Linked DNA regions of Homo sapiens: region 2 is linked to region 1. The links are chromatin loops, found by intact Hi-C in ENCODE. Cell type or tissue: gastrocnemius medialis. All regions are shown on one strand.

Region 1 (2,500 bases):
GTGAGGGTCTGACTTAGCAGCAACATAACATCCCTCTATGTGAGATCAAACACCTGAGTTAAATTTTGGAAAATTTCTATATACTTATCGGAGTCATCAGAAAATTGGGCCAAGTCTCTGTTTATTTGCTTAAGGTCCTGTAATGAGAAGGAAACTTGAACCCTCATGGCACCATTCCTATCAGCCATTTCCTGCAGAGGTAAGAATGAAGCGGGGAGAGTAGGATATACTGGAGATAGTGGAGCTGGAGGAGCTGATAGTATGATTGGAGGGGGACTGGAAGGATTGGGACATTCAATAGCTGTTTCAGATTGCTCCTCTGGAACCTGCTTTAGCTCTGGGGAACGATTCCCTGTGGCCGCTAAAAGAACTGGGTCAATTGTACAGAACTTGTAAAGGTCTGGGCTGTTTCACAGGGCAAAGAAAGTCTGTACATAGGGGATCTCAGTCCATTTGCCCTTCTGTTTGGAGAAAAGATCTAACTGTTGGATAATATTAAAATCAAGGCTCCCCGCAGCGGGCCAGGTTTATCTGTCCCCAAGATAGTAAGAAGGCTATGCTCTTGTGCAATAGAATATGAGTCACTTTTTTTTCAAAGTCTCAGGGTTGAAGGAGTCCCAGTGCTTTAAAATACATTCCAGAGGAGTGCATGCTGAAGACGATCTGTTGGCCATCTAGAAAGAGAAGTGAGAATAAAAGTGTCCTTTTAGTCTCCTTCCTTTTGGTGTATGACTCAGGGTGGAGAAGAAAACAGTAGGGGGCATTCCTCTAACTAGTCTCCCTCCCTGGTTCCTGGGTCCCGGCACCCAGTTAAATGTGCCGCCTGTGGCTGTAGGTGTGACCCTCCAAGCCATGGCACCAGAGAAACTAGACTTTTGAGGCCTAGTCACACTTACCCAAGTAGTCCCAGTCCTCTGCTTGTTATTTCCCTTTGACCTCCTAGACTTGTGTGACCTGTGTACCTCCCTAAAAAAAAATGGATCTCAGGGAAAACTGTGTAATTGGGGAAGGCCCCTTTAATGGAGGGGTTATGCTAGATTGAACTCTATATCCTGCTATTATGGCCCATGCTAAAGCATTTACCCTTAGAAAAATGGTTTCAGTTAACTTCCAGACTTAAAATCCCCTTACTAATTAAGTACTGTCTCTGTTGGAGACAGAATAGGTGACTTAAAGAAATGTAGGAACCAAATGGCTGTTTTCCTGCTGATGGGACAATATTGAGACTAAAATTTGGCTATGGAAGACATTTAATTTCTAACTGTTGAAAGCAGAATTTTCCCATTCCTGGAAGAGGCTTAGAGCCTGATTTCTAGCAGTGCAAAAGGAAGCTGCAGTGTTAGCATTAAAAAAAGTGCCTCATGTAGAGGATTTCTGTTTCCTCTAGGTGGCACTGTTGGCTTAGAAATACTGTGTGCTCCTCAGACAAGCGGTAGAGAGACCTGGAAATGCCGTGTGCTCTCCAGACCAAGGGGCTGAGAGAGAGAGGCTCACTGTCCCGGAGGAACCCTCTGTTCAGGAGATTGCAATGGCATTCTTGAGTTAAACTCCCGGTTACTAAATTCCCACACAGTTGACACATACACACAGAGTAAGAGACCACAGATAGAAAAGGAAGGAAAGTTTCATGACCGGATAGCTGAGGATTCTCTGCCAGCACCTGAAATGGGCTGTTGGAGGCTGGGTCTGGTCCAGAGGTCTTTGAGTCACACCAGGGTGTGCCCTGCCCAGAGATGCTCAGTTGCCTCAGAACTTTTCCCAGCCTTGCGCAACGGCGAGGTCTCCCCATGAAAGGAAGCTGATTCGAAATACGGCCAACATTCCCAATCACCTGTGGGTATTGGGGGGTTCTCCATGTTCTCACCAGCAAGCCTCACATCTGAGTCTTTAGAACAGCAGCCAACGATAAGTGTAGCTAACCAGCAGACAGATAGATGCCTTTTGATTGATTTGATTTGATTTTAAAATAGAGGCCAAGAGCACCTCAGAATGATAGAACAGATTTTAAGCTCGCTTGTATAATCACCACTTCAGTGAATGTTGTACCTCGGATTCCCGGCCAGTGCACCAAAATGATACGACTCTGATGACTGGAGGGGAATACCAGGGTCCTTTTCTCACGCCAGTTTAAATACGACGACATGGATATACGTGGAGTGGTTTTAAGGAGCGGAGAGAGTTTAATAAATCGGCAAGAAAGAAGGAAGGGGCTCCCCCATACAGAGACAGAGGGAGGGGGCTCCAAGCTGAGAGAGGGAACCCTGAGTGCAGCAGAAAACAGCCATTTATATTAGGAGGCTGGAGGAGCTGGTGTCTGATTTGCATAGAGTCCAGGGGATTGGGTTGACCAGGTATGTCATTCATGTAGCCCACAAAAATCTGGTCCTCCCACCCTAGCCTTTTAATATGCAAATGCAGGGCACCATGATGTTCTACACACGTGGGGATATGTGGGGGTGGCCATGATGCTAGGCACTTGTAGTGACAAGAAGAAGGTGGG
Region 2 (2,500 bases), 66 kb after region 1:
TTTACACTGTTGGTGGGAGTGTAAATTAGTTCAACCATTGTGGAAGACAGTGTGGCAATTCCTCAAGGATCTAGAACCAGACATACCATTTGACCCAGCAATCCCATTACTGGGTATATACCCAAAGGATTATAAATCATTCTCCTATAAAGACAGATGCACATGTATGTTTATCGCAGCACTATTCACAATAGCAAAGATTTGGAACCAACCCAAATACCCATCAATGATACAACTGGGTGAAGAAAATGTGGCACATATACACCATGGAATACTATGCCCAGCCATAAAAACGGATGAGTTCATGTCATTTGCAGGGACATGGATGAAGCTGGAAACCATCATTCTCAGCAAACTAACACAGGAACAGAAAACCAGACACCACATGTTCTCACTCATAAGTGGGAGTTGAACAATGAGAACACACTGACACAGGGAGAGGAATATCACACACCAGGGCCTATCTGGGGGTGGGGGTCTTGGGGAGGGATAGCATTCGGAGAAATACCTAATGTAGATGATGTGGGTGCAGCAAACCACCATGACAGGTGTATACCTATGTAGCAAACCTGCACGTTCTGCACATGTACCCCAGAGCTTAAAGTATAATAAAATAAAAAATAAATTTCTAAGTTCTTCTTTATCAATATCTTACAAATTTTAATTTGTTTGGTTTTCATTTTTGTTCACCTCAAAATACTTAGTTTATCTTCTGATTTCTTCTTTGACCCTAAAGTTATTTACAATTATGTTACATTGTTTCCAAATACTTCAGGATTTTCTAGAATTCTGTCTGTAATTGTTTTCTGATTTAATTTCACTGTGGTCCAAGAATATATTCTATATGAATTGAATTCTTTTAAGTTTGTTGGTGCTTGTTTCATGGCTCAGAAGATCATCTGTTTTAATAAGTGTTTCATGTATCCTTGAAGAGGGTGTGTATTCTGCTGCTTTTGTCTTTTGTGGGGAGTATTCTAGAAATTCCTTTTAGTACAAATCAGTTGATAGTGTTTTTGTCTTTTATATTCTCTTGATTTTCTGTCTACTTGTTCTATTAATGTCAATTATTGAGATCCAGGTGTCAAAATATCCAATTACAATTGTGGATGTATCTGTTTCTTTTCTGTTTTATCAGTTTTTTTGCTTCATGTATTTAGACACTGTGCTCTTAGGCCCAAATGTCATGACGTCTTAATGAATTGATCTTTTTATTATTATTAAGTTATAATTTTTGTCCCTGGCAATATTCTCTGCTCTAACAATCTGTTTTGGCCTGGCAAGTTGGCGCACATCTGTAATTCCAACACCAAGAAGTTGAGGCGGGAAGATCACTTGAAGCCAGGAGTTTGAGACCAGCCTGGGCAACATAGTGAGATTTCACCTTCACAAAATTAAAAAAAAAAAAACTTAGCCGGGCACAGTGGATCCTATATATAGTCCCAGCTATTTGGAAGGCTGAGACAGGAAGATGGCTTGAGCCCAAGAGTTCAAGGCTGTAGTGAGCTCTAATCACACCGCTGCCTTCCAGCCTGAGTGACAGAGTGACACCCTGTCTCTAAAATAGAAAAAAAAAAAATCTGCTTCTACTAATATTAATATAGTTACTCTGGCTCTCTTTTGATTATTTTTAGCACAGGTTTTCCTCTTTTTACTTTTAACCTGTTTGTGTCCTTATGTTCAGAATGGTTTTCTTTCTTGTAGATAGTATATAGTTAGGTCCTACTTTTTATCCATTCTGCCAATGTCTGCCTTTTGTTTGGGAGTATCTAAACCATTTACATGTTGTGATTATTGATATGGTCAAGTTTAAATCTCCTATATTGGTATTTGTTTTCTTTTTTTTTTTTTTTTTTTGAGACAGTGTCTTGCTCTGTCTCCCAGGCTGAAGTGCAATGGCACGATCTCAGCTCACTGCAACCTCTGCCTCCCAGGTTCAAGCCATTCTCCTGCCTCAGCCTCCCAGGTAGCTGGGACTACAGGCATGCATCACCATGACCAGCTAATTTTTGTATTTTTAGTGGAGATGGGGTTTCACCATGCTGGCCAGGCTGGTCTTGAACTCCGGACCTCAAGTGATCCACCTGCCTCAGCCTCCCAAAGTGCTAGGATTACAGATGTGAGCCACTGTGCCTGGCATTGCTATTTGTTTTCTTATTGTCCCATCTGATCTTTGTTCCCCTTTGCCTTCTCTTGAATTAGTTGAATATTTTTTTACAATTCCTGTTATCTCTTTATTGGCATGTTAGCTATACCTCTATTGTTATAATGATTGCTTTAGAGTTTATAATATATTTTAAAGTATAGCAGTCTATCTTCAAGTAATACTATACTATTTTATGTATAATGTAAGAATCTTATAAAGCATAGTTCCATTTTTTTCTCTTCTAGCCTTTGAGCTGTTTTGTCATACATTCTACATCTACAAAGGTTATACAACGTGGATATAAATTTTTTTTTGCCTCAAACAATTTATGATCTTTTAATGAGATTTAAATAATAA

What was found. Peaks named below come from ENCODE experiments on the same cell type or tissue, not always from the same donor. Only the 100,000 strongest peaks of a DNase experiment are listed, where the experiment ranks them.
Region 2: a loop joins it to region 1, with 4 times the contacts of the local background. A loop is called at or near these places in 7 of 110 quality-filtered maps.

Annotation. Positions count from the first base shown.
Region 1 is chr6:118,579,903-118,582,402 of GRCh38, reverse strand. The region is part of intron 2 of CEP85L (centrosomal protein 85L); the gene reads left to right. It overlaps LOC107986524 (a long non-coding RNA gene), which reads right to left. Exons shown (of 5, transcript XR_002956384.2): 5 at 105-674. Among named protein-coding and RNA genes, the nearest start is that of PLN, 33 kb to the right of the region's middle. In gastrocnemius medialis, a CTCF peak has its summit at 1,375 (motif pointing right); DNase peaks (open chromatin) are centred at 542, 1,462 and 1,722; H3K4me3 peaks cover 242 bases; H3K27ac peaks cover 2,500 bases.
Region 2 is chr6:118,513,879-118,516,378 of GRCh38, reverse strand. All of the region lies in intron 4 of CEP85L (centrosomal protein 85L), which reads left to right. Among named protein-coding and RNA genes, the nearest start is that of PLN, 33 kb to the left of the region's middle. In gastrocnemius medialis, no CTCF peak of the experiment used is centred here; a DNase peak (open chromatin) is centred at 1,498; H3K27ac peaks cover 1,867 bases.